Regions from separate parts of the Mus musculus genome. Here all the other regions are linked to region 1. The links are chromatin loops, found by intact Hi-C in ENCODE. Cell type or tissue: heart. All regions are shown on one strand. Each heading gives the region's core, and the rest is flanking DNA. Links, peaks and the distances in the headings are about the cores only.

What was found. Peaks named below come from ENCODE experiments on the same cell type or tissue, not always from the same donor. Only the 100,000 strongest peaks of a DNase experiment are listed, where the experiment ranks them.
Region 2: it touches region 1 in a loop (4-fold over the local background); 5 of 42 quality-filtered maps call a loop at or near these places.
Region 3: a loop joins it to region 1, with 3 times the contacts of the local background. A loop is called at or near these places in 5 of 42 quality-filtered maps.
Region 4: it touches region 1 in a loop (3.0-fold over the local background); 3 of 42 quality-filtered maps call a loop at or near these places.

Annotation. Positions count from the first base shown.
Region 1 is chr6:36,379,820-36,388,120 of GRCm38, forward strand. 9330158H04Rik (RIKEN cDNA 9330158H04 gene) reads right to left here. Exons shown (of 6, transcript NR_015589.1): 2 at 7,844-8,137; 3 at 3,159-3,249. Chrm2 (cholinergic receptor, muscarinic 2, cardiac) reads left to right here and starts at 8,265. Exons shown (of 3, transcript NM_203491.3): 1 at 8,265-8,301. In heart, for the core only: a CTCF peak has its summit at 4,486 (motif pointing left); no DNase peak of the experiment used is centred there; H3K4me3 peaks cover 400 bases; H3K27ac peaks cover 314 bases.
Region 2 is chr6:36,899,286-36,907,586 of GRCm38, forward strand. The region is part of intron 28 of Dgki (diacylglycerol kinase, iota); the gene reads right to left. Gm52857 (a long non-coding RNA gene) reads left to right here and starts at 4,248. Exons shown (of 3, transcript XR_003956276.1): 1 at 4,248-4,470. In heart, for the core only: a CTCF peak has its summit at 4,732 (motif pointing left); no DNase peak of the experiment used is centred there; H3K27ac peaks cover 910 bases.
Region 3 is chr6:36,604,135-36,612,435 of GRCm38, forward strand. No RefSeq gene overlaps it. Among named protein-coding and RNA genes, the nearest start is that of Mir490, 190 kb to the left of the region's middle. In heart, for the core only: no CTCF peak of the experiment used is centred there; no DNase peak of the experiment used is centred there; H3K27ac peaks cover 754 bases.
Region 4 is chr6:36,450,362-36,458,662 of GRCm38, forward strand. The region is part of intron 2 of Chrm2 (cholinergic receptor, muscarinic 2, cardiac); the gene reads left to right. Among named protein-coding and RNA genes, the nearest start is that of Mir490, 33 kb to the left of the region's middle. In heart, for the core only: no CTCF peak of the experiment used is centred there; DNase peaks (open chromatin) are centred at 1,300 and 4,900; H3K27ac peaks cover 2,313 bases.

The DNA.
Region 1 (8,301 bases), core at 197-8,196:
ATCCCTTTGGAGAGAAACTGGGCACACCGGTTTAGGGTATTAGATTCTGACCCTTATCCTCAGTGACTATCCTGCCAAACATTTCAATTCTCTCCTCTACCCTGTCACAACACACCCTGACTATTTTGAGTGCATTCTTTTCCTCTGTGCCATCAGGTTTCTAAAGAAGTTGCAGTGCCACTACCCAGGGGAGAAGGTGAGCAAAGTGAAGGGTACAGGCACATTTTCACAGCTATTCTGTTTTCGGTACCTACTTTCCCTAAGAGCTACATGCAGTGGGCTTCTGGGATGCATTTGAGCAGATTAGAAATTGAATTTAGTAGGAGAGCCATGCTGAGTTTTTAGTGCAGGAAGCTTAGTGCAGGAGTGCAAAACAGGCATGGCTCCTTTCTTTCCCAGACCTGCTATATACTTTGAGGTTAATATAGAGGATGTTTCTCGGGGTTGTTTTATAGGTCATGAGCAACAGCTCCATTGGGGCATCTAATATTCCTTAGTAGGTGTTCTTTCCATGATTTCTTCCCAAACATACTATATATTTTCATCTATCTATCTATCTATCTATCTATCTATCTATCTATCTATCCATCTATCTCTCTATTGGTATTTCTTTATCTATCTATCTATTGATATTTCTTTACCTATCTCTGTCTTTTTGTGTACATGTCTCTTCTATTCTCTTTCCAGCTGATGAAGTGATATAGCAATGGTTTAAATTCATTTTTATTTTATTGTTTACCCTTTAATTCAATGATTTTCTTTTAATTCATAAGTTACATTTACTTTACATAGCTCCAGCTTATAACCAACTATCAATTATAAATTCTACAAGAAATAAAGAATAATGTAAGAAAAAATTTTTGACTCTCACATTTTGAACAGAGCCAAGCCTAAGTAGTCATAGTTTAAAAAAAAAAAAGTAGCAGCATAAGATTTTTCTTTAAAAAAAATTTTTTGTGTGAATTATCTAGGGCCAGAGAAGTGGCTCTGCAGCTAAGGGCATGTGCTGCCTTTTAGAAGATCTGGATTCAGTTCCCAGCACCCACAAGATAACACTCTGTAACTGTAACTCCAGTTCCTGAAGATCTGATGACCTCTTCTGGTCTCAGGGGCCACTGCATGTACATATTGCACAGATATACATGTAGGCAAAACACCAATATACATAAAGTAAATAAATATTTGAAGAGTTTAAAGAATTTATCTTAACATATATAGAATTTTGTAGACACAAATGTAACAAGTACCAATTCTAGCCTAGCACAAATTTTAGAACTCTTCCATGACAAGCATCATGTTTTCTAGAGGGATTTTTAAAAATATCTCCTATAACTGTCAAGTTGTAAGTGACTAACTACACCACATAGAGTTGGATCTCAATAAATGAACATAGACAAAACTGGCTTGTCTAATGGAGAAAGAGTCTATTGTGCTTACAGCCTGGGTATAGTGACCACACCCCAAATTAGACACGATTAGGGCCAAGAAATCATCCAGTAATAATTCAAGAAGGGATAATATGTCAATCAACAACAACTATAGCATCAGAACTTATGGTGGATATCGCCTGGTGATGATACAATACCTCCTAGAACCAAAACTCTAATTGGGCATTAGTGAACGCTTATTCTCTCTTAAGGATTGGAAAAAAACTTTCAAATTAAGAGATGGGAATGAAAAACTGGTTTCCTGCTATGAATATGTAGATTATGGTGTCTTATGTTATGCAGTTTTAGTATTGGTTAGGTTTTAGACATGGTTCCAGTTGTTAAAAATGGATAGTTCCCACTGTTGATGTTTTTAGGACCCAGGGACAAGATATTGTTGAAGTACTTTCTGTGACAAGTCAGGGTTGTCCTCTGCTTCAGAGTAAGAATTTTATTCTTATTCACTGATGGTTGGTTAAGAATAAAGGGTACCTAGAATCCATGGTTTACACAAGACTGTTGAGTCCATAAAAGTAAAAAAAAAGGGAATGAGACAGTATTTACTGGCATGACTTGAGATACAGCACTCATTTTCTGCCTAAATAGAATGTCCTTGATCCCAACCACATAGTTCTTGATAGTCTCAGAATATATATTATTTTGATTTAGGCAGTAGATAATACCCAAAATTACAGTTTAGCCCTAAAAGCAAGCTTACTTCTTACACCTGACTAGCGTTCCTTCCTCTCTGACGTTGTCCAGCAGACACTGATACCGATGTGATGGCATAGGATCATCCAGCACCACTGTTCTCAGAATCTGAACTGCTGACCTACCACTCTCACCTTCAGTTACTAGTCCTTCTCCCCTTCATTCTATCACACATGACTGTTAGTCAACTCTGGGACAAAATGCATAGAAACCTTATAAAATATTCTCAAGCATAGTGAAGGTGTAAATCATAGTTAAAGATCAACTTCTAGCTTTGCAGTTCATTCTGTGAACATAGACTCCAGTTCTTAGTTACTTTGCCCATATCCCCATGGCCGTTATATAATTAGAACAATCTATAACAGCAATACCAAGTGTCTTTTTCTTGAGAAATTACAGAAGTGTTCTTGTGCAAGAAACATTCATTGCTATATAAACAGTCAGCTTATTACTTCTAAAACACAAAAGTTTTAAAAGTTAGTAAGCAAGAATCATATAGAGGAGACCAGAAATGTAACTAAAGCATAGTGCCTTGGGTAGAGAGTGCAAACGTGTCTTTCCTGTCATGGACTTCTTCACTAAGTCACTGGAAATGAGACCACAGTACCTAGTGACTGGCGTTTTACTTCTCCTTTCTGACTGCTATAAATCAAGGGCATAAGATTTTCCTTCATCGCCACTGACAATGTCTCTAACTTCAGCTACTTCACTGGTCACTAATTTAAATATTCAAACAACTTTCAACATCCATAAAGTCATACTTGTTTCAAGGGTCCATACCATATATACAGTATTTGCCAACAAGACATCAGCCCTAGAATCAGCTTCCTAAACTACAAGTAGCACAGCATCTTTCAGAAACCTCGATGTATAGCATCAAACATTTTATCTATGGTTCCTAAGTAGAAATAGTTTTTCCTCTCTCTTCAGTTGGATCTAAAAACTCTTAGTGGTTTCACATCATTGATAGGTAAAAAATATTGAACGTTATTTAATATTTTGTTGAATTAGTACCAATACCTTAAATCCAGTTCATGGCAAGCTCCTGGAAAACACTTTCCCTGGAGAATCCATCTGACAGTCTCAGGCCAGCTCATTGCACTTCATAGCACTGTCGAAGCAAAACAGCAATGGCAGCTTGTTTATGTAAAATTGTTCAATCAAAAATATTTTCCAGCAAGCCATAGACACAGTGTATCCCATAACTGTCATCAATAACACAAGAAAGAGTACATTGTGTCTGCTATAGAGTTCTCAGAGTAGGAGTTGGGTAGTAATCGTTGAAGACATTCAATGATTACCAATACATGTTTATTCAGCATCCTTTTAAAATTAACTCTCTTTCGAAGGTAATGTTTGTCAATGCAGGAAGATCTTGCAGTCATAGAGCACACATATTGTTCCTAGAACTACGCTACATCATTCCCTTCTCTGGGGATTTGTAAAGTTCTGCCCTTGAGACCTCTTCTAAATGAGGTCCTTAATCCATGGATCCAGTCACCTTGTGGATTAAATGAGCAAGAAAGAACAGGTTCCGCTTGTATCTTCTTGGCACAGTGAATCTGGGCAGGCTTTAGTGCTTGCTTCGTTAGGCGCTCTACAAGGAGAGAGTGTTTCTAAGGTGAAAAGACCTGCATGTGGTAATATTACTGATCATACATGATCGAGTCTTACTTTTGAAAAATGTTCTTTTCTGCATGAGCGCTATCTCAGTCACTTTGAAATAGAGGGTAAGTCAAGTTTAGCAAGGAGCCTTTGGGGTGCTGCTGTGCTCCCGAAACATGCTTTTTATCATGGCTTCTCTCTCCAACTTTCCTGTGATGTGATGACCCATAGCTAGCTTAAGAAACTTGTCTGTTACATGATCTGAGAAAATATATGAACTCCCATGAGTAAGGGCTTGGTTTGTTGGAAATTCTACAGAAAGCAGGTTTCCCTATGGACTAAGTTGGTGTTAAGTATTCCTGGAAGACTCTTCTGTAAAAGAAAATAAAATCAGAGTCACTGATTCAAATCATCAGGGAGTCCTGTTCATAATGGAGGAACGGGACTCTTTCCTTTGAACTCGCTAGAATCTTAGCTCCACCAGAAATTCCAGCATCCCACTTAGACTTCAGGAAGAGAAATTTAAATTGTTTGTCAACCTCATAGAAGCAGGAGGAGTGGGGATGGGATAGAGAGTTTCCGGAGGGGAAACCGGGAAAGAGAATAATATTTGAAATGTAAATAAAGAAAATATCCAGTAAGAAAAAGAAAATTGTTTGTGGAAAAGATACACTTGAAATGGACACATTTGGGACTCCTCAGCCCCTGTCCCTGTGTGGGTCTTCAGCTCTGCCTCCTGGTGGGAGGAATGAATACAGACTAAATGCTCCTCTGAGCAACCCAGCATCCCACCTGTCTGTTTCCCTCTGTGTACTCAACACTGGTTTATCAGCGGCTGCTTAACATTTTGCACCATGAGGCCCCTCCCCCACCACCATTTCTTCCTTCTTAATATTCCCCATTTAGAACAGACCTCTGTATTTTAAATATCTCAGACTCAGCAGCAGTAAATGCTTTTTAGGCTTTGGATAACACTATCAAGGCTAAGACAGGATGAGTTTAAAACATCTGTGATGCCAAACTTCCAGGAAAAGGGGGGACAAGTAACAGAGCATTGTTTGTCATTCTGTCACTAAACACTGTCACTCAGAATCAGTCCCATTTGTGTATGAAAACTTCTGCTGCAGGGTATGCAAAAGAAAGGCTTAGGATTTTTCTATGACAAAAGGACATCATCTTTTCTAGCTGAAGAATAGAAGCTTTTAAATTACCCTCTGGGAGTGTTTGTAGGGAAAATAAATAACTCTAAGAAGAATGGCATGCCTATTGTGGGGCTGTTATTGAGATTTTTAAAACAACAGAATTACTGAAAAGCCCATTCCAAGTGACTGTCACTGGAAGACCCACTTTGAACCCATGAATGTTATATTCCAAACTGAATCACAGAAAAATAAAAGTTCCATAGGTGTACATATGAGGTATCAAGCTGCTTCCCCCTACCCCGAGCTCCTAAGCCTCGTGCTTGCCTCTCTGTACCACTTGGAACAGTTTTATGGGTGGGAGACTGAGGGCAATAAGATCTACTCTAGTTCATTTTCCTTCCATAAGCCAAGACTTCCCCTGTATTTTTTTTCAGGTCCTTAAAAATAGAAAAAGTGGGAGGGGGCAAATGTATGGCTGCCAGACCTGGTGGGAAACCACCAGAGTTCAACTCACCCTAAATCCACTTACAATGAGAGAGTAGTGATCCGTACATATAACTACTGAAACCTCCTTCCTCTTGCACTGAAATCAACATGGTGCAGTAAAATGCGTGCCACGTCTCCAGGACTGAGAGCCAACCAGATCCCTTCTTCTTTGATTACTGGTGACCTTGTTTCTAGTCTTGCTAAAAAGTGAACTTTGCAGAAGACTCAAAGTCATGCCCTGGGGGCATTGGCTCTCCTCATCACATGCCTAAAACTAGCATTATAAGGAGGTAGGTAATGAAGTTTGGCTTCACAAGTGGAAATTACTAATTTATTAGAGTGCTTTGAGGTGGAAAATAGTCATGCAGATAAAGGGAAACCCACAGATGCATTCTACAAAGTCTTTAAAAAGCACTTTTGAAAATGTTCCACACCAAGAGTTACTAATAAATGCAAACACTATATTCCTGGGGTGAAGGAACACTCTTTTATCTCAGAAAGTGAACTTGTTTAAGAGATGAAAATAAAATGCTCAGAAAACTCACGACCATTTCCTGTACAGAAAGAAACTAGAAAGGGGAAAGACTGAGGCTCCCTGGAGTCAGTGTGATGATGGACTATGTTTAACATGCATCTCGCATCCCTCTGGTGGGTAGCGTCCTTCGTGTTTTGCCTGCAATGCTCCCTGGTAAACACTTTCAAAGAGGTCACAGGCATGAATGACCCAGGAATCTGAATCCTTAAATCTGAGCTGACAACCTGCAGCCATAGCTAAATTGCCATGTGCCCAAAACAAACAAACAAACAAACAAACAAACAAACAAATAAATCTGCTGAGAACTTTGCAGCAATTGACTCTACTGTTCTATCTAACAAATCTAAAACATATCCATTTTATAGACTAAAAAGTTGACATTCAGAGTAGTTAAATAATTTCTTCACTTCACCGACAGTGAGTGGCCAAGATACAACAAGCCTTCATGATAAAAGATAAAGTTGTTCTGGGTAATGACGTAAGAAAGTGGGCACTTTTGAGGCTTGCTTGCTGAGAGTGTCACTTCTGTTTCTAGCTCCTAGGAAAATCCTGATGGTTGTGAGCCTTTGCTGGCTATTTACTTACTTCCCAGTTTAAAATAGGTAGCTCCTTTTAGGAAGAACAGAGTCATAATGGGAAGCAAAAACAGAACCAGAGTCCAGGTTACTAAATGCTTGGGTTTTCTTTGTTGCTTGTCAGGAGCTTCTTCTTCTTTTTGTTGTTGTTCAGTTTCAGTGTGTGTGTGTGTGTGTGTGTGTGTGTGTGTGTGTGTGTGTGTGTGAGTGTGTGTGCACAACCATGCAAGCATGCACAAGTGCATTCACAAAAACCTCAGGCATGTTATGACAATGTGAATTTCTGAAGGCGTCTTAGAGATAGGAGCAGATAGAATGTTTGTGAACTTACGTTCTGTAGTACCCAACAGAGAAGGGGGGAAAATGAAAATAAGAATCAGCTGCTTACTGACTGAAACCTAGTTCTGGGGTAGATTGAGGGCGATAATGTTCAGAACTGCCTTTCTCAAACAAGACTAAAATGCCTGCGTGGGACTCAGAGGGCAACGACATACCCTTACCATCCTTTACACCAGGATGGCTTTTATCCAGCAAAATTGAATCTGTGTCAGTCCTACTTAGGCATAGCTGTAGGATTTTCATTCACCAATGAATTTATATTAGTGTATAATTTATAGTGTTGATGGTCAGCCTCTCTACAAGAGCTTCATGTGGGTATTTATTCTCAAAGATGAGAAACTCAGAAAGAAAAGGAACCGTGGTTTCATTATTCTGTGTGCTCTTTAACACCCAGCCAAGGACAGGGCAACACGAACTGAGCTGAATTCCATTGAGCATAATAAATAGCAATTTCTCTGTCTCTGCGATCAAAAAAGAGATAGGTCCTGTTCTTTGTTACTTAGTTTAAGGTTCCAATGACTCCTTCTTTAATTCTATTTGGCAATGAAAGCCTCATTCGGTAGCACATATTTATGTCATCAGATACAATATACATCATCAAGAGCAATTGTCCTCAACGACACCTTAGAATAATCACATTATGATATTATCAAATAAGTTCCATACTTTCAAACAATGGGTATAAATCTGGGAAAGAATTTCTCATTAAAATAAATGAAGGCAAAAATTAGTCCATGCTCTGAACACAGGAAGTTCACATCTTTTATTTTCCTCGATAGACAGCAAAATCCCACCTCACCAACACCTCACTAGTACACTCTCTTAACTACTACTCCCCATTAACTGATGGAACACACAGGCATCGACCTGTTTGGGAAGAAAGAAAAAAAAACAGCAAAGACAGATAAATATCTGTTTCTTTCTAATACATTAGTTAGCATCAAAGAAAGAAATAAACAATCTGAACAATTCTCCATGACTATATATTTAGTACAAAGTACATTTATTCTAACATTTCCCCACCTGGAAACACGGGGCATAAGTATCTTCTGCAATCAACAAGCCTTCTTCCCAATGTGCCCTGTCACCTTTGTAGCAACCTGGCACCTGCTGACATGGGACCTAGGGGTGGTGGTGGTGGTGATTGCAAAGGTTGTGGTGTAGAAATTGCAGACCGAGAACTGGGCTCCGGGGTCGGACATGGAGAGATGCAGAAAAGAGCTGAGAGAGAAAGCTGTCATATTTGCACCGAAGAACCGCCAAATCAGAGCGCAGAGAAGATTTCATTGGCGGAGCCCCCTTCAACGGCAACTAATCCTGTCAGAACGAAAGAAAATTGTAAATGCTCTCTCCAGAAACTGTCCGCCCATTGCAGCTAATCGAACACAAACGCACAAATAGAGGCACCACTCTCGCTCTGCTGCTACACACAGCGGGTGAGGGCGAGGAGACCAGTTCCCGGGAGCAGGCACGCGGGGGCA
Region 2 (8,301 bases), core at 255-8,254, 520 kb after region 1:
ATACACAATTGATAGAAGAATGTGAAGAAAGCACAACACATAATCATAGCTATACAAGATTAGCTACTGATTCAATATAATACCAAAGACATTCTTTACATGCATTATAAACATTATCTTAAAATTAATATAGAACCACAAACAGGAAACCAAGGCAATCATGAACAAAGGAACAAAGCTGGAGGCATCACACTACCTGAATCTAAAGTAAACTACTCTTTCCAGACATGGCTGCATACACAAAGCTGGAACAATTGCTATACCAACAGACATAACATGGAAAGGGAAAAATTTCATGCTGTCCCACCCCAAAACAAATACAGGCAGCTAACGACTGCTTAGAAAAGGAGGATTAGCCTCTCCCGTAGTCCGGTAATTGGTTATCTAACACAAAGAGAGCAGTCCTGAAACTATATACACACAAATAACAAAAATGAACTTAGCAAGTTGTATTTATATAATTGTACATACATACATACATACATACATACATACATACATACATACACACATATAATAACAATTACAAAATATAAAAAAGAAGCTGTCAATTTGACATGGAGGGAGGTAACCTGGGAGGTACTAGAGGGAAGAAAGAGAAAGGGTTAAGTCATATAATTCTACTTTAACTAAAATGTATAAAAGTTTAGAAAGACAAAGTACATTACAAAGATACGGTAAGCAAAATAACATACGATCTCTATAAAAACAGATGCACAAACCCAGAAATGGAACAGAATAAGAATAAAGAAGGCTCAATGCCCCAGTGAAGGGAAATGTCAGGACAGGGAAGCGGGAGTGGATGGATTGGTGAGTAGGGAGATGGGGGATGGGATAGGGGGTTTTCAGAGGGGAAACCCGGAAAGTGGATAACATTTGAAATGTAAATAAAGAAAATAGATAATAACAAAGTAAAGACTCATAGATTTGACTATGGCTTATTTGACACAAAGCCTCCAAGAACAGCCAGTGAGAAATGAGAGTTTTTTAAGTGACCCTGAGAAAACTAAAAATCTGCATGTAAAAGAATAAAGTTAGAATTTACTTACATACAAGAGTCAACTCCATATTCCATAACTGTGAAACTAGTACATGTTTAATTGAAAATGCATTTAAAAACAACTCTAATTGATTAAAGACATAAATGTAAGGCCCCTAACCCACAAAAAAATTAATAAAAATTATCACTTGTTCTAAAATGGAACCTTAAAAGCAATAGACACAAAAGCAAAATCAGACAAGACTATTACATCAAAAAAGTTCTGCACACCAAAGGAAACGATCAACCAAATGAAGAGGTAACATTCGGAATGTGAGCAAGTATTTGCAGACTGTTATCTGATAAGGTTCAAAACTTGCAATGTGCAGTGAAAAATAATATAAAAAGAAGAGAATCACCCAAGTGAGAGATGATAATTGGCATTTCTCAAAAGACACGGATGACTAAAAGAAAACAGGAAAAATGCTCTGAATCACCACTCATGAAGGAATGGAAGCTGAGAAACACATGCTCTTACTCCTGTTAAGAGCAGCCACTGTCATCAAAACGTGCAAAGGTAAGGATGATGGGAAAGATGCAGGCAAAGAGCGCACATCAGTAGAGGCTGCTGGGAAGTTTGCAGAAATCCCAGGTGAAGAACATGGTCCACAATTATTTAAACTACAAAGGGTGAGTGACCACGGGGTGCACAGCCCCTGAAGTACAACTGGGATGCAACTGAAGGCTCAGGGACACTGCAGAAGAGGACCTAGAAAGGCTGCAAGGACCATAGGACTAGAACAATTTCTTCTGGATAGAGATTTCTAGACATGTTGGAAAAGCTCCAGAGAAACATCCACTGTTTTAGGTAGAAGATCATGCCATTAACTAGCACGTTTTTTTGAAAGTTTACCTTATATATCAACTAATACAGACACAAAGATTTCAAAACAAAAGATGTTTGAATTCTTAAATCAAAATTTCAAAATGAGCAAATCTGTGTTGAAGGTTGTAGGTAATATCTCTAGACTTCTGATGGACTACGTTCATTCTCTGAAATAGAGGTTTTCCACAGAACCATGTGAATATACAAAACTGTCTAACTACAGGTTTTTGTAATGTATCGCTGTACTAGATCATTCTATATGAATAGGATTGTGAGGGAATAAGACCTAAGACATCCACTGACCATTGGATACTTTATAGGACAGAACTGTATCTAGATTCTTCACTCCTAAAGCACAAGATCAAAGACCATTCTTAAACTGCCACCCATACACAAATTTCCATTCAAAACCTCCTATCTTTCATGTAGGTCAAGTCACAAGGCCTAAGAACACTGAAAACTACATGCCTAATTTCCTATGAGCAAAGTGACAAGATATGATAGCAAAATGGGTTAGTCAAGGCTTATGCCTTAGAGTGTTAATTCTTATCCCACTTCACTGCTTTACCTCGGTGACCTTGGAGCTAAAGTAATAGATGCCATGACTATTCTAGTCTTTATAACCTCGTATGATGCTTTGCAACAGGTCTTGGAGATATGTATTTGTGGTAGTTCTCATTCGTTGCTCTAAACTTTTAAGGTTTATAGATTTATATATTTTGAATGTTAGTCTCTTTGATATGTTTTTGAAGCCTCAAAACAATGTTTTATTGTTTTATAGTGAATGCAGTTCATAGCATTCACTTAAAAGCACCTATAATTTCTCTTCTTTGTCCTTCCTCGGGCTATATGCATCATTTCCTCCCTGAGAAACTGGTTGTCAACACAAGATAGAGTGGATGAATACTAGGAGCCTACCCCACACTTAAAAAAAAAGAACTATCTACAAAATGATGCTTGTCCCCCTTCTCAGCATCACCATCATATGTACTTAATATTTATAAATGACCACGTGGTGGGAGACCATCAGAAGGATGGGGTTACCACATTGAGATGAGCTTAAAATGAACATTCAAGATGGGTATGAAAGCCAAGTCTGAGATGCAGAGTAGAAATTATCTTCTGAAAATACTCAGAAGGGAGGTATTTTTCTAAGAGGGACTGTAGATGGGGTAGGAGAACTCTTAGATAGTTACATCAGACACACAGGCTTGCCCAGTACGACAAAATCATAACAGGAAACAAAGCAGCGTCTCTTGATGCGCTGGATCCTGTTTTGCCTCTGCACACTGCTCAGCACACTATGAATAGTCTTAGCAGTAAGCTACATGAGAGGGACTAAGCAGTGTGTACAGCACACATGCCCGAGCACCAAAGGCAACTGCATGCATGCTGTACACTCTGCTTAGTTCCAGTAGCTAACATAGCACTTTCCATAAGACTAAGGGATTACACACCCTACTCAGCACACGCCCTTAATCCCAGCACTCGGGAGGCAGAGTGGAGGGCAGCCTGGTCTATGAGTTTCAGGATAGCCTATCTATTAGAAGCTTCTTACCAACTCTCCATGTTCTTGCCCAATCCACCTTTCCCTCTCTTTCTCCCTCCTCCCCTCCCCTCGTTCCTTTCTTTCTTTTCCTGGTCACAGTCCTGAGATCTTCCTAGGCTCCCCTCATCTTTACCTCTCACTCTTTGGTAAAACACAATCTTTTTGCAATGAAGCACACCACATAGGTACACTCTGTTGCTATGGTGAATTTTTGGAAATATCTGGGCCTGGAGTATTCTGCTTGGCTATGAGACACCTAAGGGGTCTCAAATGGAAAACAATTTCTCATGGGACACTCCTTCCAGGCACATTTTCAGGGTCCTGTTTACTACTAAAGAAATGCCATCTTTGGGTTCCCACTGTTCCACTGTTAAAGGCTGCTGCTGCAGACTTAGCAGCTCCCAGTGCCTGCTGATGGGCACAGATTTCCACTTACATCAAGGAAACCCAGGTGTGCCTTAATGCACTTTGAAAGTGAACTGTAGATTCTTATTTCTAGGCAAGGGCTTTTCTCACTTAAACTTCCACCAAAGGTCTGTGTGTCTATCCCTAGAGGACTCCATTCCATGAAGTCTCATGGAGGACTTGTTGAGAAACACTGAGCCAGCCAATAGGTCCAAGGTACAACTTTGTTACCGTTACTGGGGCCCCAGAGCATCTATAATTAAGGACAAGAGGACCAAAAGTCCTTTGCTTGAGACTCTCCATCAGCTACACAAACCCGCCTTTGTTTGCTTTTGTTCCTTCTCGTTATGCTCATTTCTCTAAGACAATGAACAAAGCACAGATGTCAAAGAGCTCAGGCGAGAAAGAGACAGAGAGAGAGAGAGCAAGGATGAAAGCTACAGCAGCCACACAAAGTAGCATTGAGAGGAGAGAGACAAACACACTCTATTCATGTCCCCTTCAGGGACAGCCAGAGGGCCTCAAAGGTAACATTCACTCCCAACACAGGGAAAGGGCAGAGAGTGGGGGAGGAGCGCAGAGATGGGCATCGTCGATGAGGTGACAGTCCCAAAATGCACATCACAAACACGGGTGAGCTCTTCATTTGAGGTGAGTATCTATCCACTCAATTACCACTCCATCTTCAAAATTCTCCACGCAAGTACAGCCACGGATGACCCGTGTGAAAGCTGTGTTCGAAATATACTGTCATTTTTAAAAAATAGATTCTTGCATTTACATCTATTAATCCTTTTTAAAAGCAATTTCATCATTAGCTTGTACAATTTGCTTTTCCAGCCTGAAAACTCTTCCTAGTCAGTTTCTGGAGGCCCCTAAACACCCTTTGAATTGAAATGTTACTGCCACCTACCGTTCCTTTCCAGGAATGTAACCAAAATGAGAAAGGAGTTTCTTCCAAGCGAAAAGGGCCAGGGGGCCTTGACACAGGAGAGTAATAGATAAAGGAGGTAGAGTCAGGTTTACCTATTTATTCAGCATGGAGATCTGACTGTCACACTGCGTGTAAGCATTTGAAATCTGTGAGCAATCAGCCTTTGCAAAAGCATTTGTCAGCATGCGTCTGAAAAAGGAAACATGGAACAGGAAAGATACAACCAAAGGAGACACACACAGAGGGAGTCAGGGGTATAGCCTTTAGAAACCAGACTCATGCTTTAGCAGCACTTGGGAAGCCCTGACTCACAGCTCAGTCTGGGACACAAATCTGTTTGCATTTTGGGAATATGTGGTTTATTTTAATTTAACATGCTATTACATTTATTTGTGTTGATGAGGGATACTAAAGGCAAGCAGAGGAACCACAATAATGACAACGGGCCAGAAAAGTGCCCGCGGCTCTCTCTGAGAACAACGGAGAGTTTGCATAGCGCTGGTAAGGACTCAGACTGGTGCATCGATGAGAGATGCTTAGAACACTTCCAGACATTTACTAGGAACTTGATGTGGGACTGAGGCTAACCATCCGCGGAGAGCAAGGAAGGAAGGCCAGGCTGGGGCCCACATTCCCTTCTGCTTCCTGAATATCAGTTGCCACGTCCAGTAATGTGGTAGGAATCCTGTGGAACGGGCTCCCCAGGATTCAGCTCTGAGAAGAATAAACTGGCTCCTTCAGTGCTGGGTTCTGCTCCTATTCAGAAAGGGAGAAATGATGTTTTGGGCCCCAGTGAAAGTGTGCCCACTCTTCTGATAGCTCCAGAATGTTCTAAAGGGCTATTAATAATCATGACTAAAGAACTTGCCCCTTTAGCAGAGAGGCGGTATCAGTTGGTGGAACTAGTATCCCTTGTATGGATGGTCACTTGTTTTAGCTTTGGACACCATCCTCCCTACCCTGGATCTCTACTGCACTTATAAAACTGATGAGAGCCAAAGCCATCCTGTAACTGGATTAAAGAGGGCTGACTGTACAAAATCCCACGGCACAGAACACCTGGTACTGGCACAGGGATGTTCCCAGGGGAGACAAGACGGGCTGTGCACAGAGCCTCCCTGTTCTTGGGAACACTTTTGTTTGAATTGGCCCAACAGCACTCCAGCTTCTGCATACAGGAAGAGATGGAGATACAGCTATGTAGTTTTAAATGATACCGAAGCAGCTCCATCGCAAAAAAAATCTCTAACATTTTGCCAGCTTCTCACAATGCCTGGAGGCAAACTGTTGTGGAAGGCAAAGCTATCCTCTTGGCTCTGGTTTTATTATTTTTTTTTAAATTTATTTGAGATTTCTATTTTTATGTTCATGAGTGTTTGCCTGCAGGCATATTTGTGCATCACATACATGCAGTGCCCACTGAGGCCAGAAGACTTTGGGTTCCCTGGGACAAGACTTACAGAAGGCTGTGAGCCACCATGTGGGTGATGGGAGTGGAAACCAGGCCTCAAGAAAGGCAGCTTGTGGTCATAAACACAGAGCCACCATTCCTCTGGGTTTTATTTTTTGTTGTTGTTTGTTTGTTTGTTTGTTTGTGGGGGGTTGAGACAGGGTTTCTCTGTATAGCCCTGGCTGTCCTGGAACTCACTTTGTAGACCAGGCTGGCCTTGAACCCAGAAATCCGCCTGCCTCTGCCTCCCAATTGCTGGGATTAAAGGCATGCACCACCACTGCCCAGCTCTGTGGTTTTGGTTTTTTTTTTTTTTTTTTTTTTTTTAAATAACATTCATACGAGTCCCTTGCAGTCCCTGTCCACTGTTTCCAGCCTACTTGGCAAGCCAAGAAGCAGCAAGTTTTCTGCACATAAGGATTCCACACTTAGATCCACTTATGAATGTCTAGAGTCTGTATATGCAGGCTCTAGATATTAGGATTCCTGTGTGTCCAGTCATCTCCTTCTCCACTCAAAGAACACTTAAATGTCTTCAAGGAGTAATTAAGAAAACCCCAAATACCCAGGCAAGTAGTATGGAAAGCACATCTCATGGTGTAGGCTGCATGACATAAACATTTCTGGCTACCCCTGCTTACCACGGAGCTCACCTCAGTGGCTTATCTAACTCCCCATAAACCATTATCAGGACTGCCTACCTTTGAACTTGTGAAATAGCCACAACCCATCTAAGGGATAGGGATATATTTTTATTATTTCACGACATACTTTCTCTAGGTCAAATTGTTTTGTACTGAAGCTTGCAACATAAAGATGGATTGCACAGCTCGATGAACACACTCAGCATTTCACCTATCATTCTGTTGCAGTGTGATTAGGGTTCGATTCACCACAGCAACACATCAGATATCTTAAATCTTCTTGCTTCAGCCTCCTGAGTAGCAGCCTTCCTGCAGGCCTGTGCTACCAAGCCAAGAATGCCTTTTCTCTAATATCCAGCATCCACTCATTCAACCCTTGAGCTTCAATATGTGCTGCTATTCCAAATATAGCCCAATATGTTGCAGGGACAAAATAAGCAATGCACAAGTTACTCAATGAGGGATCGCATATGACTTAAAGAAGACTCCAGTTGCTTTTTATGCATTCTGTCCACTGTTGCCCAGGTATGAGTAGGAAAGACTGCCAACTATTTCAAATGGAAAGAAAGAAAGAAAAAAAAAAAGAACCACTTAACAGTAATGTTTCCAGTGCTGTAATTTTTGGCAAAATTTGGAACCAATAAAACTGGAATGGCAGAATTTCCTGGCAACGCCTTTGATACAATGTGTGTTTTAATATTGGCGCACATTTTCCCTAGACCTTTTTCCCCTTGCAACGCCAGTCAAAACAAGACCTGTGTAACCAAGATCCTACGATGGCTATTCTCCTAGGAGGATTTGAAAGCATGACTCAATTTCCCCAATGTCTCTATTTTTTTTTTTTTTTGAGAAGTGGTCATAAAAAAAAAGTGAGAATATCTTATTAGATGCTTTTTACACCTAGAGGGACAGGATAGCTTGTGTGTTTGGCTCTCAAACATAAGCACTTGAGGACAACAGGGAGATAAACAAGACCAAAGGGAGATGTGCCTTTCCTGAATGTTTTCCAGCTGGGGTGATTACCCCAGGTGATCAGACTTAGGCCAGGCAAAGGTGAGCAGGTAGGGGACCCAACTATCTCCCCAAAACACATGTCAGGGATGCTGTCTGTTCTGAGGACCCTGACTCCATCTCACAGCCCAGCAAAACCCACACCCTGCTAAGAAGATTAATTTTCTCCTGCTTATCTGACTATGATGCTCAAAGGATATTTCAACAGTCCAAATCCTCACCCAGTCATCTGTCTCCCTCTGGAAACCTGGAGCTTTGACAAGAAGCACAATCCCTACCTTCCCTAGGCTCCGGTAATAACCTAATGTTTTGAGAGGAAACTGGGGAAAGAAAGCAGATGAGAACCAGAGGGGCGTGAAGCTATTTCTCGTACAGCCAAGAACATGTGATTACATTTTTAGAAATGGGGGAGGATTTGGGGTTGTTGTCTTGATATCATGACT
Region 3 (8,301 bases), core at 287-8,286, 220 kb after region 1:
TGCAGCCAACATTACACTAATATCTAAACTAGGAAAAAAAAAAACTTCAACAAAAAATAAAGTGATAGGCCAATCCCCACGATAAACAGAGATGCAAAATTACTCAATAAAGTACATGTAAATACATCAAGATCACCCACCACAATTAGGTTACCATCATCCCAGAGATGCAGAACCTTGCTGTCTCTATAGATGCCTGAAAGTCCCTGAGTAGACCAGGCTACTTTCGAAGCATCAATCTTCTACTTATGTCTTCTAAGTGCTAGGACCAAAGGCATGAAGCATTTCTAGTTACATATACTTCTGTTTATCATTGCTATCAATTTTACTATGTGATTCTCCCATTAAGTAATAGGCAATAATTAACTATAATGGAATAAAAATAGTCAATTTTTTAAATAGTTGAGAGGGTTCTGTGAATATGATTCTCATAAGTAATGCTTCTGGAGCTGGTGGACTGCAGTTCAATCTTGGGTCAGACTAAGAGAAATGTTGCTTAAACTCAGTACAGGAAAGGATTGTTTCGCTACTGCATGAACTAACCAGTTGCCATCTGTAAACTGAATTCTAGGCAAATCAGGAACAACTTGTTTCTGGGAGGACAATAACTAGGCAGCAGAAGCTCCCAGAAGACATTCGGCATAGGGAGTAGACAGCACATGAGTCTGACGTTGGGTCACAGTAGGAATCTTGGGAAGTCTCTTCTGCTTGTTTTCAGAACTATGTAGTGGAAAAGGACGTATCTGTCCTTTGATGCTCCAAAGAGCAAGGACACAAAAAAAGAGCTTCATAGCAATATATGTAGGGTAAAGCACACCTCCTCACTCACAGTAGTGGTGGTGGTAGTGGGTATGTGCGAAGTTTCCCAGACTGGGTTTCCCAGCAGAGGCTCCATGGCCATCTGTTAGAGATATTGCCAAGAAAATTTCTACACCAGGTGGGAGAACCCAGGAATGGATCCCAGATTCCTTTCCAGAGGCAAACACTGTGTTTCTAATTGGGCCAAAGATGCATGGCTTCACTTCACCTGCTTCCAAAAGCCTGGATATAGCACTTTTGGGAGAAAAAAAATGAACTTTGTTCCATACCAAAAAAAATAATAATAAGAGAAAATGAAGGAGAGAGAAGAGAAGAGAAGAGAAGAGAAGAGAGGAGAGGAGAGGAGAGGAGAGGAGAGGAGAGGAGAGGAGAGGAGAGGAGAGGAGAGGGGAGGGGAGGGGAGGGTATAGGGAGGGGGAGGAACTGACTATAAGAAGAACAAGAGAAAGCAGAACAGGAAGATCAAAAGTAAAACCATTCTCTAGGTAATTGCTTAACTGATGGAATGTTCCTGGACTTCTCATACTTGAGATTTTGCTTTGTTTTCTCTTATTTCCTTTTTCTTTGTCTTTTTTCTATCGGAAGACATTGATCTTGAAATTCTCAGGCTTCCATAATTACAGACACAGGGGAAATCCCATGTAGATACATCACTTAACAAAACCATTATTTCTCTCTGTGTGAGGATTTTGGACAGGATTAATAGAAGAGTATGTTGACACACCTTGACTTTTTGCAGTTTAGTGGTTACCTGTATGTTAGTGTGTACCTTCTATTCTGGGCTTGTCTATGCCACTCCCAAAGGCTCGAATCTGGGTTTTCATGGTGCGACATATTGAGTTAAATACATTTCCAACCAGCTTTATAAACATATGTTTTCTCTTTTTAGTATGTAAAATTCTACAGATTTCCACACACATTTGATTCTGCCTAAATTGGGAGGAATTTTTCCTTCCTTTTGGCAAATTTCCTCAGTCACTGGGATTTGTACAGAAGTAATGCCAGACTTACTCAGTGTGGCAAACTTGTGTTTGTGCAACAAGCTTATCATCCACAATGAACACATGGCTTTTAGGCACAGAAATTAATCAGTGCTGGAGAGACGTCCTGGCATAGGCTCCAGGATGCCTGCTTGCATAAGCCTGCATTTGGGATCGATTATACAAAGCAGGAGCCAGAGCTACAGAACACAGAATCCCAAACACAGTTATCTCTTAGCCTCAAGCTTTTCATAAAGTGCCTAACCACTTGCAGGAAAATAGAAATATGAGTAGTTAAAATTTGGTTAGTAATGAAACTTCTTCATGGTCGTTATATAAGAATCAAAGGCAATATTATATGTGAAAATAAATAATATATACCCTTCCTTATTAAAAAATAAAAACCAACTTGAAGTGGTTTCTAGTGGAATCTAAATATAAGAGGGCAACTATAAATTCAAAGTAATAGAGTCCAAATAGTATGGATACCTAATGTGAATACTGTGATGTTTGTTGCTGGATTTTAATAAAATTATATACAATAATTATTTCAGTTGATTCATGAAAAATCACCAAATCAGTCCAAAAAATACATTATGTTTGTTTAAACTGCTCAAGAGTCACAATTAGCCCTTAGATGAGGGTGGTAGAGGCTCTTTTTCTGTGGATATCTCAAAATAGAGCAACTCCCTGTCATGTTGAATCGGAGAGCCTTCTCAATAACTTACTTTACAGTCTGACCATGTCACATTGGAGAGATGTAGTCTAAATAAATCCAAAACAATCATCAGGGAATCTCGTTGGCTGGACTTGAACACACTGAAATGTGCCAGGATAAATGAATTGGCTGTTGCCTACCAGTGAAGCACTTTGCAAATTGCAAAGCATTTTGTAAATAGAAGTGACAGTAAATTTTATCACTACCATGCCTTTTGAAGCCAGGTGGATATAAAGGAGGCTTAATAGAATCATAACTTCAAATAATAAATAATAATAATAAATAATAATAAATAACAAGCCTAAAGAAAATCTTATTTACCTTTTGTTTTTCTTTTGTTGGGAAACAAACATGTCCCCAAACATATATGTCTCTATGTCCACATCTAAACTAGGAGAAGAAGCATTAGCTTAGAAACAGCTTCTATAATAAGTTTGCCTATTACTGACAGCAGTCTATCACAATAACAAGAGACCACTGATTTATGCAGCAGAACCCAAATAGAAAAGAATGCAAATTGTTGAGCAAATTATCTATATAGTTTATTGTGACTATTTGTGGTCCTTTAGAAAGCACTAGCCATTAAAATCAAATCAATATCTCATTGCAAGAGCCCAGAAACCAGACCTCAGCCAATGCAGTACTTTTTTTTTTTTTTTTTTTTTTTTTTTTACAAAATCTTTCAAGGCTTTCCTTGAATTGAGTTTAACTCAAGATGTAGTTATTTAACTGGGGCATCTTCCTTCTGTGAAGATATCCATTTTATTACCATGTTTACTAAAAGCAGAGGAAAGGGTTTTGCTTTGGGGATTCTGTTTTCTTTTTAATTTAAAATGACTCCCTCAAAAATTAATAAAATGATCTTCATTGCTGCTGAGTAAGAGTAGAAAAAAAAATGTTTGCTCGTTAAACATTTTCTCTGGCTCTGCAATGGACCAGACCAAAAAAAATATCTCTGTCTTCAAGGAAAATAACAATGGGTCCAACAGAAAAACCATTCACTCCTATTCACTCAGCAAAGCACCACTCAAGTTGTTCCTTTGCACCAAGAGACTGTCACACAGGTAAACCCACAAAGCATCCCTCGTCATGTCTATCCATTAGATGAAAAAGGTGAATACAGTGACATTAGTAAACATCTGAAAGTCAGAGAGCTGGCTGCACTGCTAATGATAAGGGATCCTGACTCCTGAGCCCAAGCTTTAAATAATATCAAACTAGATGCTTAGAGCATCCTTGTAGAAGCTCATCAGTAGACAAAAGGTAGGATGTGAAAAAGTGTGTGAGTGTGTGTGTGTGTGAGTGTGTGTGTGTGTGTGTGTGTGTGTGTGTGAGAGAGAGAGAGAGAGAGAGAGAGAGAGAGAGAGAGAGCACATGAAAAGACTTTATGGAGATGATTTAAGCTGAGTCCCCATAGATCACGTGAGACTTGGTCTGCTGGAGGAACAGGGAGAATAAAATGGAGAAAATATTCCAGAGGAACAGACAGTGTATGTCTTCCTCATCTTTGGGCTAGACGTAAATTCGAAGTAAGATATAGAATTAAAAGATGATCGTGAGGAAAAGATCCCACTGTGCATTAAAAACCATGCACCACCAACAGGAATATTGGACACAAAACAAATTCCGTTCATGAGGACAAACAAGCCAGCGTTGGATTACACTGAGGGCTGGAGGTGTAAATCACAGTGAACTGTTGTTCTCTCCTATGATGCGGAATAGATGTCTCTGGATTCTCTGCAGAGTTTAAAGTGCCTTCAAGGACTTTCTCACCTCCACCAGCTTATCCTCCAGCTTTATTTAGTCATCTTATCCAGTGACACTTGAAATATTGTCCTAATTAAAGCACTGACACTTTAGGGGTACTGTGAAAATTCTCCTGGAAGCATGCCCTCTTGTCTTTCTCATCATGAAACCAGGAAAAGGGTTTAGAGACTCATCATGTTTTGAATCTTTTTCAAGCCTCTGGTAATTCACAGCGTCATCTTTCCCGTGGATGATTGTCAGATCCGAGGTGAGGGATCACAGCACAAGACACAAAGGTCAACTTTTGTGGCATTTTTATGCTTTTCAAAATTTCCATAAGAAGATAAACGCTGAAGGATCAGTGGTCTAAACAGCTTGGACACCCACTGCTGCCTCACAGGCGTGTGAAATGCCTCCGTCTGACTCATGATTAGAGATGTAAAATTGTCATCTTGCTCAGGATTAGAGCTTGACATTAAAAGTATTTATAACGCTTGTGAACAGAAACTGTGGGCTTGGCAAAGCTTCGCTGGAAAAACAGAATTCTTGAGAAGAAATTCCTGCAGGTTAAAAAGGGTTCTGGGCAAAATATCTAAATATGGAGGGAATAGTCTAACTACTGTGACATCTTCTAATTATTTACACATATTTTTAAGAGTGCCTTATCTATTTACAAAGGAAAATCATTCTATGTTTCTTCTCTTCCTGTCCTGCAGCATTGTAAAACTATTCCTACTTTTTCTCTAGCTGGTAATCCGGTTGTTATATTGATATATACTGTGAATTTTCTTAAGTGGTTTAGAGATATTTATGAAATGCTTATAGACAGGCTGCTAAGTTATGTATCTAACCCTGAGAGAAATATGGTTTCTGTAAAATTATAAATAATGATAACTCTGGAATCAAGCAAATACTGCTATAACCCCCCCCCCAAAAAAATATGCAGGTAATGCCGTGTTCTTATTTCATGACTGTGGGGAACCTGGGCGTGAAATAAGTTGCCCAGAAGCAGAGGGAAAACTTAGTCTCTGAATTGCTGCGTGGCTCTCATTTTCCACATGTGCAACAGATGAGATGCAGCACAACCTAGCAATTAATATAGGAATTTCCAGGATTTTTTTAATAAATAAAACATAGAGAAAGAGAATCCCCATCAAACCCTGGTGATTTTACAGATACGTTTGTATTCGTTGTGTTTCAGACGTAGGCTTTTACTTAAAGAAAGCTCAAATACTTTTAGAAAGAAACCCAGTTAAATTTCCCAAGTCATGAGCTGGGCAAGATATGTTTGCTGATGTGACCGCTGAATCAGTTTTCACAAAGGTTTTTCAACTCAGTATTTGTTGACTGATAATGGCAGCTGGTTTATTTTTCTCTTCCAGCAAAGGGATTTCATATGACCACATGAGGTCATTTCAAGAAAACAGCTCCTGCTTCTTAGCACTTCATTAAATAAAAACATGACTACTCATTTAGGAAAGATGAATTCAGAATCTTTAACTTGGACGAATTTAATTTCATAGAAGACTAATCAAATGTCCCTGCGTTTATTCCTCATTTTTGTTAAAAACCCTTCCAATGCACTCCATTGTTTAGGAGGCCAGCACTTGTATTCACTACACAGATCATCCCAAAAGAACCCAGTTATTGTCTGGGGCTTGTGTTATGTGGTGCAGGAAGAGGCAGAGTTTGGTTATGAGAGGGGTTACGTGAATCTTTTTCTCACTATGCATATCCTTCTCATGCTATGTCTTAACATAAATCACATTTATGCTCAATTGTGCATAGACATAAGATGGTCAATAAGGTATTTTCTCTAAAAGTTTTATTTGGGAAACAGCTTTACCTTATTGAATATGCACCTCCTAAACTAGTCCAAATCAGATGAGACTTCATCCTTTCAGACATAGAAAAATCAGGAATATGTTAAAATTAAAATGCCCTAGTTTTCTGGTAATTAAGGGAAGAGAAATTTATTTCTCTGTTCAGAGTAAGGCAAATTTTCAGCTTATCATAGGTAGAATTTCTAGGTTATTAGCAGATTTCTAACTGAATGGTTCATGTTATGATGTCAAAACTAGGAGCTAACCCCAAGACAATGCAAGGTTAAAAAATTTATTCTACTTGAAGTCTCCTGCAAGCAGTTAAAAAACAACAACAACAACAACAAAAATTTAAAACTAAAAGCACAGGAGTATTTTTATATAGCAAATAAGCAGATGATCACAATGAGAGGAATTTTGCAGTTATTTCTATGCTCATGAGGAAAGTCCATGTTGTGGGTTCAGACAGTTCCCAGAATATAACATGGAAGAGCTTATGGTCAGCCAGTTCTCAAAGCATACCATAAGACAATGGAAATAATTCATGACCTGTAAATCCCAAGGTTATAGAAGAAAAAAGTTTAAAAAAACCTTAACTTCAGCTTGGGACATGATTAGAGAAAAACACCATTGGGAACAATATAGAAATAAATCAAATTCTATCATTATGTTTTACTAGGATAAAAAGGAAAAAATGGAGTCAGCTTGCTCTTAGCAGGCCAGAGAGAGGTGTGTGTGCCATGTATATGCAGGAGAGGCCCAAGTTTCTAAAGAAATAGCCCAATACAAGAAGATCCCCAAGTCTCTGAACTATCTATAATGCTTGCTTGCCTCCCCAATACTCGGGAGGCTAGGCAAAAGGATTCCAAGTTGATATAATCTTTACTAAACAGTAAACCGAAGGTACTCTGAGATGCATGGCAAAATTTTCTTTTTTTTTTTAAATTTTTTTTAATTAGGTATTTTCCTCGTTTACATTTTCAATGCTATCCCAAAGGTCCCCCATATCCACCCCCCATCCCCTACCCACCCACTTCCCCTTTTTGGCCCTGGCGTTCCCCTGTACTGGGGCATCTACAGTTGGCAAGTCCAATGGGCCTCTCTTTGCAGTGATGGCAGACTAGGCCATCTTTTGATACATATGCAGCTAGAGACAAGAGCTCCGGGGTACTGGTTAGTTCATATTGTTGTTCCACCTATAGGGTTGCAGTTCCCTTTAGCTCCTTGGGTAATATCTCTAGCTCCTGCATTGGGGGCCGTGTGACCCATCCAATAGCTGACTGTGATCATCCACTTCTGTATTTGCTAGGCCCCGGCATAGTCTCACAAGAGAGAGCTATATCTGGGTCCTTTCAGCAAAATTTTGCTAGTGTGTGCAATGGTGTCAGCGTTTGGAAGCTGATTATGGGATGGATCCCTGCATATGGCAATCACTAGATGGTCCATATTTTTGTCACAGCTCCAAATTTTGTCTCTGTAACTCCTTCCATGGGTGTTTTGTTCCCATTTCTAGGAAGGGGTAAAGTGTTCACACTTTGGTCTTCCTTCTTCTTGAATTTCATGCGTTTAGCAAGTTGTATCTTATATCTTGGGTATCCTAAGTTTCTGGGCTAATATCCACTTATCAGTGAGTACATATTGTGTGAGTTCCTTTGTGATTGAGTTACCTCACTCAGGATGATGCCCTCCAGGTCCATCCATTTGCCAATCACAGCAGAATCCAGGTATGGGTTCTCCGTGCTAAAGTCTAAAATGTAATTCCCAGTGATGAATCAAGGAGTCATTTGCTTTAGTAACAAAGGTCTAAGGATGGGGTTTGGGTGGGGGTTCTTAATTCACTGTGCCTCATAAGAGAGTTCTAAAGAAGCAGCAGAAGGTTACAAATGGGAAGTTAACCAGAAAGACAGGAAAAAAAAATGTACTCTAAGAAAGCTGGAGTAAAAACAAGTCCTTTCCTCAAAATGCATGAATTCCATGTATGCCAGGAGTCCCAAGAGATGCTGGGGCTCACAGAGGGCAGTGGCTCAGGCTCAATGCTAAGATTCAGAGGGAGGGGTGAGATGTATGACAGACCCCACAGGCCTCACAGCGGGAGAACTTACAGTCTTCCATGGTCCTGTGTCTACTGGATGCCACCCAGTGTCTATCACCAGCTGCCCACATACACTGAGTGGCACTTCACAAGTCACAGTGCAGACACTGTTTTCTTGAGAGG
Region 4 (8,301 bases), core at 146-8,145, 70 kb after region 1:
CCCCACCTCCTTTCCCCACCTGATCCACTGCTCCTCCATTTCCCTTCAGAAAAGAGCAAGCCTCCCAGGAAGATAAATCAACATAGCATAACAAGACACAATAAGACCAGGTACAAACCTTCATATCCAGGATGGGTAAGGCAAACCAATAGGATGGAAAGGGTCTCAAGAACAGACAAATGTTTCAGAGATACCCCTACTCCCTCTGTTAGGAGTTCCAGAAATACCCCCAAGCTAAACAACCACAGCATATATGCAGAGGACCTTGCTCAGACCCACACAATCTCCTTGATTTCTACTTAGTCTCTGTGAGCCCCTGTGAGCTCTGCTCAGTTGATTCTTTGTGCAGTGTTCTCCTGGTCTTCTCAACCCTACTGGCTCCTACAATGCTTCCTCCCCCTGTTCCCCTGGGCTCCCCAAGCTCTGCCTGTTTAGTCATGGATCTCTGCATCTGTTCCCATTAGGTGCTGGAGGAGCCTCTCCACTGATGACTTGGCCAGGCACCGTCTATGAGTAGAGCAGAATATCATTAGGACTCGTTTCATTGGTCTGCTGATTTGCTTTGCTGTCGTTTGTGTTCTTCCCAGTACTAAACTCAACTTCAAGTAGATCAGGGACCTTGACATAAACCATGATTCTCTCAATCAGATAAAGAACATAGGTCCATGTTTCAACTTATGTGAATAGGAAAGGATATTCTGAAGAACACCCTAGTAGTGCTATCAGTAAGCTCAACAAAATTTCAGTTGTCAAAAGGTCATTATTTGCTAAATTATCAAATGTTAACAATAAACTAGAAATGAATATAAAACTGATAAAAATGAATATAAATACTTATAAAACTGTGAGGGATGTTAATGGCAACATAAATATGCTTTTACTTATCAGGTTTCGCTCAAAGTTAGACTGTTTTAAAGACAATTTCTCCATTAGTTGCACTTTACATGTAATACAATTCTAACTAAAATCTCTTTCCAGAAAAAAAAAATGACACCAAGCCATGACTTGGGAGACAAAAAACAAAACAAAACAAAACAATACAAAACAAAACAAAACAAAAACAAAACAAAACAAAACAAAGACAGACAGAACAAGGATTAGGATACATAGATTATGATTTATTGGGGACTTATCTACACACATATATCTTGTATGCAGCAAGATGGGAGTGTACTCATGTTTTTGGTCAGAAAGAGAGAAGCAGGGCTTGCTTGTATAATGCTGTGGATAAAAGTGATTTTGCCCTGGCAAGAAAGTACCAGGCTTATCTTAAACTTGTGCCAATGGTATTCTGCACATTCCTGGGGACTGTTGGTGTCAGCACCAGGTCATTAATCTCCACACACTACTCCAGTGATTTTACTTATTTATAGTATGCTAGGAAGTTATGCAGGGAACTTGCCCAGGATCATTCAGGGCAGTCAATCATTAGACTTTAAAATGATTCTTGCCAGGTCAGGATGGATCCTTATGATCTCTACTGGGAGTTTTCATGGAGCTCCAAGCAAATTCTAACATTTTGTATAAGACTAACAGGCCACAAAACCTAGAACTTTCTTCTAGAAATTAAGACAATTAAAAAGTTTTAACAAGTGAGGCCTTATTATTTTATTCAGGGGCAAATTGATGAAAATTCAGAATTTAGAAACACTTCGGTGCTTAGACTGAAAGCTATTGCCTTATAAACAGTGAGAAGTGTGGATTATGGGAGAAGTTGAATAACATAAGGTCTAGAGAAGGCACTAGAATTGACGTGAGCCAATTCAGGAGATTTAATGATGACTTAAATTTGAACTGCATTTTGTTAATTAGTAGGAATTAATGGCAATCTACTGGTGAAGCTTAAAGAAGGATAAAGAGAACACTTTCAATTACTGATACTGAAATATGCAGATGGTTTCTGAGCTCTGGATTCTCCTCTCAGGAAGCAGGTTGAAGCTGTTTCAGATTGCACCTTGCTGTCTGCATGCTAAGAAAACCCTGCTCTGCACTGTTTGCCTTGGGGACCTCATTCTGCAATTCTATTCAGTTTTGTTTAGGGCAGGGAGTTGCCTTCAAACCTATATACCTCTATTATTACTTTTATTAAAAAGGAAATGTTTAGACTTCACATAACTGCTTCTCTGCTCTGGGACTATAAAAACTCCACGTCAATTATTAAGCTCCTCAGCCCACTTTCTGTTTCAGCTCCCTGGAAAACCAATTCTTACTGAAAAGGAAGGTAAACTGAGGCCTCAATCAGAGCCTCCATGATCTCCCTTCAGTGACATTTACAGTAAGGATCCATATACAGAGCTTCTTCCAATTGTCACTGCTGTTTCTATCTTTGAGAAAGTGGTACTTGCTTTAAGAGCATATGATTGCCTGGCAGTGGTGGTGCAGGCCTTTAATCCCAGCACTTGGGAGACAGAGGTAGGCAGATTTCTGAGTTTGAGGCCAGCCCAGCCTACAGAATGAGTTCCAGGAAAGCCAGGGCTATACAGAAAAATCCCCTTTGAAGAAAAAAATAGAGAGCATATGGTCTTTAATATGGTCTTTCACAAAGACAACTCATGTGGAACAAAACATGAAACTTACGTTTCATAGATACGTTTGTGATTAGGTGAGTTATAGATTTTCCATTTAGCCACATCATACATGACTGACTGATATTCCCTAATATATGAAGAGAAGTATTTTTCCAATATTGTGTATTCTCCTACCAAGTAAGTAGTTAGCTACAAATACTATTGGAGGGTCAAAATAGTGTTCTTTGCCTTTTAAACACTTCAGATTAAAATAAGTATCTCTTCATGTTGAGATGAGGAGAGCAAAAGGATTGTTATGGAATGTCTCCGAGTCTCTGCATCTTCATGCTCAGAAAGTTACATCACAATGTAATTAACATTGTTTTGTAGCTGAATTTAATGGGTGCCTAATAACCACCTACTTACTAGACTACTAGTTGGCTTTAGAAATTACTTAGCATTAATGATAATTCAAGCTACCAAGTAGGTAGGAACAAATTATTATGATAGGGCACGATAAATTACACAGAAATCACTTTGGGCTGTCCTTTCTGTGAGTGTGGTGGGTGGCTCTTTATGACTGAGTTCTATAAAAGAGAAGGGACTGGGGTGGGGTGAGACTCAAGTAATACAGATCATGAGTAAAAGCATAATTTTCATCCTGTGCTTTCACTATTGCTTTTGTTTTCATTTCTATTTTTTCTCTGGAGTGGCTACAAATATTTTGGCACTACCTAGGAGTAAGAAGCTTAAGAAAATGAATTATAGTTTTTCAACATTTTAGTATAGGTTATAAGGGTATGGATAACATCTAGCCCTCCTCCTTTGCTTGTTTTACCTACAAGTCCTTGAATTCAGAGTGTCTGTTTGTAGCTGCAGACTTTGGGCTGCTGTTCTCCTATAATCAGCTCTATTTCAAATAGATCAAGGTCACACATGCCTTCAAGTCTCAAGATAAATCATTTCTATCAACCTCTCAACATGAATAGAGCTTCTTATAAGCACAGTGATTTAAACCAGGAGTGCATTGTGCACTTTTGCATCCTGAATACTAATGTACTTGGCATCTTAGTTACTTTTCTATCATTTGATAAGAGACCATGGACATACAAACTTATAGAAGAAAGTTTATTTGGGGATTACAGTTTCAGAGAGTTAGCATCCTTGCCAACATGGCATGGGGGTGGAGCATGGTAGAAGGTATGAGGGCAGGTATAGTGCCAGAGCAGTTGCTAAGAGGTTACATGTTGAGACATAACCAGGAGGGAGGGAGGGGGGCAAGAAGGTGAGAGGGACAGAGAGGGAGGGGGGAAGAGGGGAAGAGGGAAAGAGGGGCAGAAGGGGAGAGGAGGAGAGAGGGAGAGAGGGCTCACAGTGGGAATGGCTCAAGAGCAAAGCCCTCCTCCAGTGACATACCTTTTCCAAAAAGACCATGCATCCTAATCCTCTGCAAATAGTTCTACCAACTGTGGTCTAAGCATTTTAATAGGCAAGCTTGTAGGGCCATCCTCATTCAATCAGCACACCTGTGTCTTCCCATCTCTAGATCTGATGAGAGCTTTTGTCTGAAAAGCTTTGATACTTTCCCTTTCTTTCCTTTTTGCTGATTCATGCTGGGGTAAAGAAGATGACCATAGCTTTCAGCAGCTTCATGAAATTTGGTAATGTGGTGACATATACAGAGTTAGGGGAATTCCAACTCCTACAGCACCTTTCTCTCTTTGATCTTATGTGTGATCAAAATTGAATATAAGAGTTAATTTGATCTCTAAGGATTATAATATGCAGACTCTTTTTTATCAGTTTTTGTTTTTGAAATATCAACATTGCATATTGCAAGAGCACATAGGTTTACAGTGCAGATATTAGAGTAAATTTGTCATTTGGCTGTCCGTGTTATTTAATAAGCTAAAAATAGAGGAGGCGGGGACCATGATTACATTGGAATTCAGCTCCCAGAAACAGTGTGAAGAGTATGAATTTATATTATGTCGTTGTCAAAAAACAACAACAACAACAAAACCCCCAAAAAACAAAAAACAAGAAAACCCAACTGCTTGCCACATCAATTGGTGTTAAACACAGCATCTGGTTCAGTATAATTAGGTTTTCAAGGAAGTTGATGAGAAAGCAAGCCTCATGCACTTATCCAAATGGAGAGGTGTAAAGAGTTTTCTTGTGACTGACATAAATATATGCAATAAGCTTGAAAAATTGACAATCAGATCTTGAAAGATTTTCATGCTTTGGACATCAAGCATGATGGCTAATTTCACCTAGGAAGGGAGTGTGGGGCTGGAATCTCCTCTTGTCTCACAACCCATGTGACATGACTTGCTCATAATCTGAGTGTCCTGAGAATTTGTCCCAGATATAAACCAGACTTGAGATGGCTGGCTTCCAACAGAAGTGCACCAAAGCTGTCTCTAGACCTAGCAGAGCTGTGAATGCCACTGTATCCTTGGGCTTCATGGATATCAAAGCATGGGGGGGGGGGGCAGTTCTGGAGTTTGGAATGGGAAGGCTAAGTAGAAAGGGAAGAGATGCTCTACCACTCTCCTTTTTTTCAGGCTCTAAACATTCTCTGATTCCAGTCTAGACCTAGCCATTGCATAAAAAGCACTGATGATGTAGTCACCATTTAAACTGTTCCTATTCTATCAAGATAATTAGAGTTGATCACTTTCTAACTTTTACTTAGGAAAATGTCTCCTTTTCCAATTGCATTTAGAAGTCCTTTGCTAATTTCGGTCCCACTTGGCCATCACAGCCACCAAACAGCTTGTCCCCATGAGACACAATACTGACAGAAACTGTCAGTGGGGTCCCCTTAGAAGGCAAGGCAAATCTGTTGACGCGTTTCCTCTAAGAGTGGTTTAGCTTGGCTACAGAAAGAAAGATATAAAAGAATTTTATATCGTCTTTTATGAAGTCATGCAAGTGCAGAGTCGTTTAACTTGCAGTTTCCTTCTCATTCTTATTGGACTTAATGATAGTAACACAGTCTTGAGTTAAGCAAATCTGGATCAAATTCTAGATACCATGAGTTCTTTAAATTAGGTGACTGGGGGAGTGAAAAACCTCCAGTTTCACTAACCCTGTGTTTACTCAAGCAATAAGCTGTGGATGGCAAATGAAGGAAGGATACACACAAAGGCTTATCATGTCAGCATCCTGTGCAGATGTTATTGAGTTTCTTCTCTCAACCAGGATTAGGAGGTGGAAATAGCAAGAGAATAATTTTAGTTCAATAATTTGACTCCAAGAAAACTAATTAAAATAAGAATAGCAGATCTTACTATCTGTTTTCCAAGCAAAGAAAAACAGAGCTTAATGGAAATTAAATAATTAAGAAAGGCTATACCACTGGTGCACTGGGAGGAATAAAACCCAAATTTTAGACTGTTTTAAATGATCAGGGGACCAGTGAAATGGCTTAATTGGTAAACCATTTGGTGTCCGAGCCTGGAGTTCCATTTCTACATAAAGGTAAAAGGCTTTTGTTTTGTTGTTTTCTTTTTTGTTTTTGCTTTCTGTTTTTGTTTGTTTGTTTGTTTGTTTGTTTGTTTCTGGACTCCACAGAATTGTTTTCTGACTTCCACATGTGTACTGTCACACGCACACACACACAGACACACAAACACCAAATATATTAAATAAAAATTAAATAATTAGATGAGATTTCACAAGAGAAAGACTGATTGTGATAAAACTTAAATAATGTCAAGTATAATGGAACTTATATGAACAAATTTACAGCCAGTTTAAAAATTATCTCAAAGTAAATATGGATAGTATATCAGTGCTGGTCTTGGGTGCATTACTTACTGTGATTTATTTCAAGCTTGGTTTGATGACTCAAATAAAATCAACAAAATAAGAAGAAGAACTTATAGATAATAATAGCTAGGTAGGTAAGACTGTAGGATTAGACATGTAGATAACAGCAGTGGGTTTAAATGATAAACAAAATATAACTAGGCAACATTTAAATTAATAAGTACAGTATGGTACACGGTTTGAAAAAACAATAAACAAATAGAAACAAGAAAAGAAACTTTATATTGCAGACACGAACGTTTGTAGTCTGTTGCATTGACCTTGCCTGCTGGGGACCATGGGCCAGATCTTCCTCTACTGGTGCCCTGAGCTAGTAAGGAGGCCTAGGGTGAAGGCTGAAGTACATTCCCTAAGCTGTGATGGAGACCCAGTGTTAAAGCTGTTGGGGACCAGGCTTGGACCAGGCTGAAGCTCATAACTGGCCAAAGTGCTCAGAACAAGTGATGTGGCAAGCTGAGTCCTAAATAGGACAATTGCATCACTTCCTGCAAAACTTAAGGGACATGACAAAAGAGGAAGTAGAAAGACTGTAAGAGGAGGAGGATGGAAGGATGTGAAGCAAAACTATGACTTCTGGATATGACACAGTGGCTGTGCACTCATGAACTCACTATAGCTGAAGACCAGTGCTGCTACCCAAGACCAGTATAAATCAGTGTTCTACCACGGGTGAAGGAGGGGCCCATGAGGTCCCTGAAGTGCTATTGCAATTAAAGGTCAGGGTGGGAGCACCAGGTTCCTCAGTGCTATAACCACTGATAAGTTATGGTCCACATATGTTTGTTCACGAAATGCCAGTTAAACCTGATGGGCTGCGTACTTTTGACATGAAAGTAGAAGAGAGACTTGTTGAGAAGGAGAGAGGCAGGAAGGAGGGAAAGACGTGGAGAGATTAAAAAACTAAAACTCATAACATAATTAATTTTTAAAAATTGCAGTTAAAAAACTAAAACTCCTTAAACTGATGTAAAGAACTATTAAACAGTAAAAAAAATTAAAAAAATTGAAGGTTATATCAAAGTTATTTATATTTAAAGCAGAATAAGTGCATCAAAGGTGTAATTCTGATGGTGATGATGATAGTGATGAGGGTGGTGATGATGATGATGTAAAGGCAGATACTCCATCACATGTATTGCCCTGTCTGTGGCAAATTGTTCCCACAAAAGAAGTCTTACCTAATGGTCACTATAGAATTAGATGGCCTGGTTAATTAGGGTCTTTGTAATTGCCTTCTCATTGTGTGAATTGGGGGAAATTATCTCCACCCCCTCATATTATTATGTTTATCAAAGTGGAGCTAGCAGTGTATGGGTTACAGAGTTATTATGAGGTGTAGAGTCCTATCTAGACGCTCACAATGCAGCCTGGTCCAAAGCGAGTTAGCCTCCACAGTTATCATACGGTCATCACTGTTTGTATTACTCTCCATAAACTGTGGAAAACACAGCCAAGCTATTTCCAGAGGAGGCAGATGCCTTAAGCAACAATGCACAGCTGTTTATAGGACACACATGGAGTGTTACCTCATTCGATAGTGTCTGTGCTTCCTCCATTCAAGAGCTCTGGGCCTTAGGTACTATGGCTTTGATGTCTCCTGTGAACATCCTGAATGAGAGAGAACCAGCTGTCTGACAGACTTCTGCTTGTTTTTTCTCTTTTCTTTTTTCATTAGATATTTTCTTTATTTACATTACAAATGTTATCCCCTTTCCTGGTTTCCCCTCCAAAAACCCCCTATCTGATCCCTCTCCCCCTGATCACCAATCCACCCACTCCCACTTCCTGGCCCTGGCATCCCCCTACACTGGGGCATAGAGCCTTCACAGGTCCAAGGGCCTCTCCTCCAATTAATGACCGACAAGGCCATCCTCTGCTACACATGCAGCTGGAGCCATGAGTCTCTCCATGTGTACTCTTTGGTTGGTGGTTTAGTCCCTGGGAACTCTGCAGG